2 separate regions of the Homo sapiens genome follow, and region 1 is linked to region 2. A link is an interaction called in ENCODE POLR2A ChIA-PET data of the cell type or tissue named here. Cell type or tissue: MCF 10A. All regions are shown on one strand. Links, peaks and the distances in the headings refer to the core of each region. The heading gives the core; the rest is flanking DNA. Region 1 overlaps LINC02917 (long intergenic non-protein coding RNA 2917). Region 2 has its middle 9.7 kb from the start of MBNL1.

The links. Peaks named below come from ENCODE experiments on the same cell type or tissue, not always from the same donor. Only the 100,000 strongest peaks of a DNase experiment are listed, where the experiment ranks them.
Region 1: POLR2A ChIA-PET joins it to region 2 with 8 read pairs; 10 of 35 experiments call an interaction of 5 or more read pairs at or near these places.

The regions. Positions count from the first base shown.
Region 1 is chr3:152,148,506-152,152,907 of GRCh38, forward strand. It overlaps LINC02917 (long intergenic non-protein coding RNA 2917), which reads right to left. Exons shown (of 3, transcript NR_186000.1): 2 at 3,161-3,449. Among named protein-coding and RNA genes, the nearest start is that of LINC02917, 55 kb to the right of the region's middle. In MCF 10A, for the core only: no CTCF peak of the experiment used is centred there; no DNase peak of the experiment used is centred there.
Region 2 is chr3:152,256,989-152,261,390 of GRCh38, forward strand. It overlaps a transcript of MBNL1 not described here. Among named protein-coding and RNA genes, the nearest start is that of MBNL1, 9.7 kb to the right of the region's middle. RefSeq lists an enhancer at 4,121-4,402. In MCF 10A, for the core only: no CTCF peak of the experiment used is centred there; a DNase peak (open chromatin) is centred at 1,623.

The DNA.
Region 1 (4,402 bases), core at 103-4,102, 110 kb before region 2:
ACACAGAGCACAGTCTAGAGAGTTCTAAACACAAGACTTCCATTGCCCTAAGGAAAAATTACCCTCCTGGTATCAGTGTGTGACAATATGCTTAGAGAATTGACAACCAAGAAAGCCCACCTGCACTTCAATGCCCAGACTCTTTATTGGAGTTTCATGACTTGGGTATGATTGACTGATTAATTGGTTGCCCACACGGTTGCTCTCAGTCTCTATCCTCCTACTTCTCAGAGCTCAGGCTGATATCACATGGCCCAAGAGGCCCACCATGGGTCACCTCATTAGCCTAAGCTAACAGGTGTGGTCAGAAGTATCCACCAGGAGTCACCTTGTTAGCATAAACTAGCAGATGTAGTTTACAAGGCTCCCATGAATAACAAAGACACTCCTATCACTGGGGATATTCCTAAGAGTTTAGAGATTATTTTCCAAGGGCCAGGGCCAGAACAAATTCTTTACTAAAAAATATACAATTTTAAAATAGATAATCTATTGAATTTCACCTATGAAATTGTGTTTTTATGAAATTTTTGCTTTTCTTTAGCCCTCTAGGGTACATGAATGCAGTTTCCAATTGGGTGTGAGATACACTGCTAGTTGACCATGCAATATCCATTCAACCTTTCATCCTTATGAACAGAAGAGAAAATGGAGAAATTAACACAGAAAAGAAAAATGCATAGAAAGAATCAACAAAGCCAAAAACATATTACTATTTTTTTGGGAAAACTAGCAACTTTAACAAAGAAGAAAGAGAAAGAGAAGGAGGAGAAGGAAAGGGAGATCGAGGAGGTAGTGAGAAAAAGAGGTAGGGAAGCTTAAATAATTAACTTTAACAACAAAAGAGACATAACGGATGCAGAAATTTTTAAAGATAATATAAAGATGTTATGAAGAGCTTTATGCCAGTAAATTTGAAAACTTACATAAATTGGTCAAATTCCTGGGAACTGAATTAAAAAAGAAAGAAAATACCATAGTCCCATAACCATTAAAGTGTTTGAATCCCTAGTGAAAAATCTTCTGACAAAACAAAAACAAAACTAAAACAAATTCAGATATGGCTTTTCCAGCAAGTTCTACCAAACACTTTAAAAAAAGAATGAAAAAAAGAAAACCTACAATCTTAGACACACTGTGTCAAAGTATATAGAAAAGAAGGAAACATTTCAGTAAGGACAGCATGGGTTCAAGGAGACAGGAATTTAGCTCCACCTCTTGTGCAAAGAACAGTAAAAAATCCGTAGTTCATCTTTAATCTACCACAAAGTGGTTTTCTAAAGCATTGTTACAAGAAGGAGAGTCTTACTGGATCCTTTCACCTCTAAGAAAAAAAAAAAAAAAAGAGCAAAGTAGAAGTATGCTTATATACAGCAGTAGAAATTTAAACTTATGTATAATTTATTAATGGTGTTCTAAAATGAAATATTCAAACAATGAAATGACTAATATATAGATTATGGAGGGTAAGGGGCCAAACTACACATATATTGGAGGGAATTCACTCTCATTCTACATGTCTTAACTTGTACTGTCGTCATATGGATTCTTTCTGTGCTTTGCAATCTTTGCCTTTGCTAAGTTAGCAAATTCTTTTTAGGAAAAAAATGTGTGTATTTCCACATAAGAATACTTTTTATGTAAGTCTTTAACACATTTACATAGGTTTTTATTTTCTGTTTTAGAGATTGTTTTACACACAATAGACATTCAGTATTTGTTGAAATTAATGAAAGAATAGAGAAACATGAAAAGGGTCTGAGAAGACAATAATCTGCTTTGTAATTTATAGACAGCAATTAGGTCAAACAATTATAATAATGATGATGACAAAGAACAATATCTGAGGTACACGCAAAACCTGATGAGGGTTATTTGCCAGTTTTCCTGGCTATTTCTACACCCCTTGATCTCTAGTGAATGTTTCTACTTATAACTACACATTCTGTAAGCTTCACCTGCTGTATTTCAATCAACACTGTAAAAAATGAGGAGAGTCTTCTTGCTTCAAATTTGGTTTTTAGTTAATTACGTGATGTGTATATGATTTTCGTTACCTTTTCTGTATAGAAATCAGGAGAATCGAAAGTATGTTGATGGTGGAATTGTGGTATGACATTTTTACTGACTACTACTCATAAAAGTTTTATCTATGATCTCTATGGGTCGTTCCTGGCTTTTGAAAATTTATTTCAAGGAAGAGTTTTTGGAAATGAATTATAAGTATACAGTGTGCAATCTTATGTATTTGCAACTGTCTAAAATGTTATGATACCTTCCTTCCTCCTTGCAATCTGGCATTCATCCATTCAAGACATTTTAATTGAACTCTTACAATATTCTTAATACTATGATAAGCCTTGAAGGTAAACTGTGACTAAAAATGTTGCCAGATAAAATACAGGATTCCCAGTTAAATTTGAATTTTAGATAAACAGCATTCTTGTACTAAAAATTATTCTATGTTTATCTGAAATTCAAATTTAGCTGAGTGTCCTGTAATTTTTTGTTTACTTGTTTGTGATAAATACGGCAGCCCTAGTAAATACAGCCCCGATTTACTCTAACTTACTTTCCAGTTGGCAAGGAAGGCACTAATCAAATAATCCTCCAGATAAATGAAAAATTGCAACTGAGATAAGTATGAACAAGAATAAATTCAAAGCTGAAGAAGAAAAAAATAATTGGGAGATAAACCTGGTCAGAAAGGGGACTTCAAAGGAGACTTCTCTGTGGAAGGGTCGATGGATCCCAAATACAGCCGGGAAGGAAAGAGATGCTCTAGCACTTTTTCTTTAAATGACAGTTTTATATTCAACTTTAATGTTACAAGCAGTAGAAAGCCTAGCTGCTCACAAAGACGCAGAAAACATTCAAAGCCTTGTTTCAGGACCCACCCGCAGTCTTTCCAATTTGCCATCTGACTCATAATGAAGCCAGAGGCTGCAAGTTTTAGATGTATGCAAAAGTGGTACATTTCAATATTCAATTCCAATTAATGTGGACATTTTCTGGGGTCGGAGAAGGAAAGGTTATTTGTCCTATTAGGCCTCTGGCCCTTGCGCCTACCAGAAATGAGAGGAACCATGCCTGTTTTTAAATAGCAGGGAAAACTTTTTCAGCACAGGCTGGTGGGAAAGACGCAAATCTCTCTACTCACCTGGGAGTTGTCAGACAGGAGTGCTGAAAGTGACTACACCCTGCAGTGCCTCTGGCAGGATTAGGGCTCTCGAACTTTCCCAGTGGCCCAGCTTGTGATTCCTTCTTGCTTTCCAAATTTCCATATGCATGCAATATTTAAAAATGGTCTTGGACAGTTTGTATTAATTACTTAGCTTTTGAATATGCTCATTGTTTAACATCATTATAATAATAGTCCTACCTCAGGTTTATATGTTTATGCCCATATATTTGGGTTCCTTTAATTATCTTATTCATCTTTATGATGTCTGCAAAATAAAAGGGGAATGAGTGTTATTATACCAATTTTTATGGACACGGGAACCTGAGCATAGTCTCTACATGAGTTGCCAAAGTCATTTTTCTGACACAATCCACAACTGGACTGACTGCTTATCTAGACTCTTAGCTTTGTCTGGAGCTGTATCAAGTTAGTTAAAGGTGCAAAGTCCAAGTTTATTGACTGAAAAAAAAAACAAAAACAAAAATAAAAAAATCTTTAAAAGATAGCACTGACTGGCCGCGGTGGCTCACGCTTGTAATCCCAGTGAGAGGTGACAGCGTGCTGGCAGTTCTCACAGCCCTCACTCGCTCTCGGCGCCTCCTCTGCTTGGGCTCCCACTTTGGCGGCACTTGAGGAGCCCTTCAGCCCACCGCTGCACTGTGGGAGCCCCTTTCTAGGCTGGCCAAGGTCAGAGCCGGCTCCCTCAGCTTGCAGGGAGGTGTGGCGGGAGAGGCGCCAGCCGGAACCGGGGCTGCGCGCGGCGCTTGCGGGCCAGCTGGAGTTCCGGGTGGGCGTGGCCTTGGCGGGCCGCGCACTCTGAGCAGCCGGCCTGCCCTGCAGGCCACGGGCAATGAGGGGCTTAGCACCCGGGCCAGCGGCTGCGGAGGGTGTACTGGGTCACCCAGCAGTGCCAGCCCACCTGGCGCTGCGCTCAATTTCTCACTGGGCCTTAGCTGCCTTCCCGCGGGGCAGGACTCGGGACTTGCAGCCCGCCATGCCTGAGCCTCCCACCCCCTCCATGGGGCTCCTGGGCGGCCCGAGCCTCCCCGAGGAGCGCCACCCCCTGCTCCACGGCGCCCAGTCCCATCGACCACCCAAGGGCTGAGGAGTGCGGGCGCAAGGCACCTGGACTGGCAGGCAGCTCCACCTGCAGCCCCGGTAAGGGATCCACTGGGTGAAGCCAGCTGGGCTCCTGAGTCTGGTGGGGACGTGGAGAAC
Region 2 (4,402 bases), core at 119-4,118:
TAGAAAACCATTGTGCTACTGGTATTACAGGGTGTGGAGGATTATAGATGACTTATGTGCTATTTAAGCAATGCATTCTATCTTATCATGTATATATGTGGGTATGATGACCACCATACTATCGGATTATTGCAGAGTGTGAGGTAGTGTGCGGTTTTTAAGTGCGTGTGTGTGAGAGAATAAATGCTTGAATATCTGCAATAAGTATTAGAGAGCACTCCTGAAATATAAGCCACTTCCTGACCTGGGCATATTAACCAAGAAGCAAACCTATTAAAAGTATGAGAGCATTCGATTTTCTACAATAATAGTACACATTTGTTGACATGAACTAGATTCAGGAAGGGAATACAGAAAGAGCAGGCAGACATTGGGCCTATTTAATTAACTTGGGGCTTATGATCACCCTTCAGAAGAGGATGCTAAGGATGCCTTCTCCAGAGCCAAGAGGCCTCTCCTTGTGCCTTTATTTGGCTTTCCTCCTCTCATTGGTGACCCATCATGTTAGGAAAAAAAAAAAATCTCTCAAAAGTGTAAATGTTATTCTTTCTGTGGGTGATGTCATAATTTTAGTGGCCCAAGCATTTGTTACTAAAATAGTACTTAGCAACACATAATCATTATTTTCTCCTCTTAAAATTCTGAGTGTGTTTGTTCTGATGAAGTCAGGAGACACATTTTTCAGGGAGGTAGGAGTAAGAGCTTAAAAACACGAAGTAATGCCTGGAATAATCTCTTGACTTGTGTTCCTTAAATAAGCAAGAAGACAACTAAATTTTCCTTCCTGTGGCGACAGCTCTGGCGGAGTAAAAAAAAATTTTTGAAATATAGTGCTAAAGGAAGTGGTTTTCATGCAACTGTGCATCTTATACTCTTCGTTAATGTGGTAGATACCATTTGCTTGGCTTCATTTGACTTGTCTTTCTCATGTTTTTGCTTGTAAAGTGGGTGAGAAAAGTTCGACCAAAGAAACCTGTGCACTGACCAATCAATAGTTATGTTTCTAAAGTTCCTGTTAATCATTTCAGGAAACATCTTGGGCTCCTTTTTAATTACATCCTACCTAATATAAAAACTGTAAAGGTATCTCTGTATACCTATACCATCTTGTAGAAAATAGCTATATATTTCTTAAAATTTGTAATTTGATTTGAATCCTCATATTTTGAAGAGACTTGAAGCTTAACAAGAGCTTATTTTTTAAAAAACATATTCTGTATTTTAAAATTTCTAATTACTATTTTAAATAATGAAAATAGCTGTAATTTATCAAAGGCCTGATCAATGTTAGGATAATTCTCATGAAGTCATTTATTATCATAATTCCACAAGGTAGACATTTTAAGTTTGCAGGAACCTGAGACTAGGAAAAAATTGTCCAAAATCTTATGCCTAATAACAGATTCTAAAGCCTGTCTTTATGTCTAATAGCCAAGGCCATGGGAAATTACACTTAATCTTTTCCTGCCCTGATTCTTCTAAAAAGTGTGTGGGTCATGTGCAGGCCATTGCACCAAGTTGGTTGTCAGGGGGAGGTGGGTATGCCCTGTTGCCAAGAGCAGCCAACAACAAAGGCAGCAGGGCAAGGTTGCAGCAAAGACCAAGGTTGCAACATCAATAACTACTGCCAGTGGAAACTAGCCCATGTGTCATACTTGGTATGTATATATCTGTTGCCAATAACCCCAAAGTAGACAGTGTTTTCCTTTTAGTCACTGAGTAATCTAGTCATAAACAAAACAGATTTACTTCATCGGCTGCTTCTTTCATCATGGGAAGGAAAATGCCCAAAGTTATGCCACATATCGTCTAAGCATACCTTCTTTCTAACAATTAATTTTGGCTGCCTTCTATGAATCTGATATTGGTGCCAAACATTCCCTTTCCCACAAGTTCAAGAGTAATCAAGAAAAGTTGACACCTTCTAGTGTCCACGTGGGCTTCTTGGTATTTAGGGACCTTGGCAAATTATTTACAGCTTCTTTCAGACGAGCCTTCCAGAGCTTTGTAAGAATAAACAAACTTCAAAGGTCTCCGAAGGGGAAAAACTGTCCTGGCTAAGTCTATAATTTAGGCTATCTTTAGAGAGTACAACTCCATAAAGAGAGAGGTCCAAGAAACCAGCTTCTTTTATACAATTAACTTTTTCTTTACTTAATTGTAAAGACTAAATGACAAGTAGGAAAGTGCTTTTGCAGAAGCGTGGGAGTCTTAAAGCTGTAGAAGGAAGAAACACTGTGCATGGGAGTAAGTATGTGGGTGGGAGTTATAGATTACTGCTCTTTTGCTAGTCTAGAATAACTATGCATAAACATCTTTATAGTAGTAACTTGAACAGAATCGTTAAACTTCTATTAAAGGCACTTGATACATCATTCAAAATAAGCACAGGTTACCTTATATCCAGAAACAGAAAAAAATCATTTTACATCCAGCCAAAAAAGATTTTAAAAGAGCCTTTGATTTTTGACAAAACAAGTGATAATAAAATTAAATTTTTATTTTATTTTCAAATATTAATCCAAAAGCCGACATGCTGTACTTCTTGAAGTTATCAAAGATAAGCTGGCTAGCTTTGTCTGTAGATATCATACCCTTAAAAGATTAAGCCCAGGAAGTGAATGACAGTAACACCAAAGACTGCAACAGCAAGAGCATAGTACTAATGATCAGTCAGAGATTTCTTCCGACCCTGCCTTTAGAGGCTATGTGATGGACACCTTGCCACTTAACACAAATAGTCACTATTTCATGCAACTAGTAATAGAATTCTGTCCTTACAAATGAAGAAGAATTCAATGTGCACATGTAGTACAAATACTGTGAAGACTTTCAACTATAATGTGAGACATTTGAATTCAATAAAAAAGGGAGAGAGCAATAAAATAATTATAATTGTTTATCTGTTTAGATTCACCAGATACACACTCTCATTTTTCTCATTCACTAAATTTTGCACATTTATATTATTTACTTAGTTGATCATAATTATTTACCATTTCATATTCATTGTCCTTGTTATACTGCATATTTCAAGAGGCTTCAGGTCTAGTTTTTCTTACCATGTAGCCTCAGACTCTAGGAAAGACTGGAATTATGCCAGGTGCTCAGTGACTATTGTAGACTGGATAGGAAAGTTGATAGCAATAAGGTTTAGAATGAAAATGCAGCAGTAACTGGTGAGCTGGTGACCTATGGCCAGAAAAGTTTGAAAAAGGAAAAGAATGCTCCACATTGTCTAAAAACACATTCATTACTGGGAGGGCTCGATGGAATCAGGCCCTGTCAGCAGTTACTCATTGCTAAGCCCATTGCAGAAACATGGGCATTCAGATCCATCCAGGTGGGGCCAGGAGGGTCAACTGGACTGACGGCACATTCACGAAGGCCATAAACTAAGATGTCTAGCATTATCTTCAAATGAGTTTCAAGTGAGGTATGTTCTGCTAACTTGTTTGTGTTTATAATTTAACTATGTTAATTTATTGAACGAATTTATAAAATATATTGAATGTACAGAATAGCTTTTGTTGAATACACATAATTACATGTATGAGTATGTAACTGGTGAAGATATGTATATCTTCAAAAGGAAGTGGCCAAGGACACACTTTATCTCTCAGAGGCTCTGATGTCACTCTCAAGGGGGTGCTTATAATCACAATTTCTTAGCAAGAGACAGGGTATAGAATTTTAAACAAACAGCAAACTAAGCATTTTAGAATATGTAGGATTCTCCTTTGTGTGATCTTAACTCTTTGTCTTATCTGTTTTTAATCCTATGGACCACTAATGCTTACCCGGCATAAAGTGAAACATATTTTGGTTGCCTAAGAAGCACCACTTCCAAGCATGTGCATGACAAAATGTACCACCTTGCACCACCAGTTTAGCTATCCACAGCTAGTCCTAACTCCCTCATTTCTAGATGCATATGGGCACCAGCCTACCCAAATCTAATTCTATATGAGATCGAGTTTCCTGCAGATAATTCTGTTTCTATTGAGCCAAATAAACTTTACTTGCCAAAGGAAAAAATGGAACAGGTCAATGGATTGCTACCTATTCTGGTTAATTTCCATTTCCTAAACTCTAGCTTCTTGCAGAGTTTAGGCAAGAAGCTGGCAACCTTGGCTGCGCTTTGAAATCATCTAAGGGGCTTAAAAAAGATACAGACGCTTGGATGCCCCTCCCAGAAATTTTGATTTAATTTGTCTGAGTTGCAGCCGGCCTATCCAAAATGTAGTCAGGGTTAAGAACCACCGCCCTAGTTTCAGTCTCCTCATTATGAGCATGGGGTCATAATTACCTCACATACCTCTTGTTTTAAGTTCAAGGAGATAATGTGTGACCTTAGAGTCCTTAACACTTTCATTACTCCTTTGCTTCATGAAAGACAAAT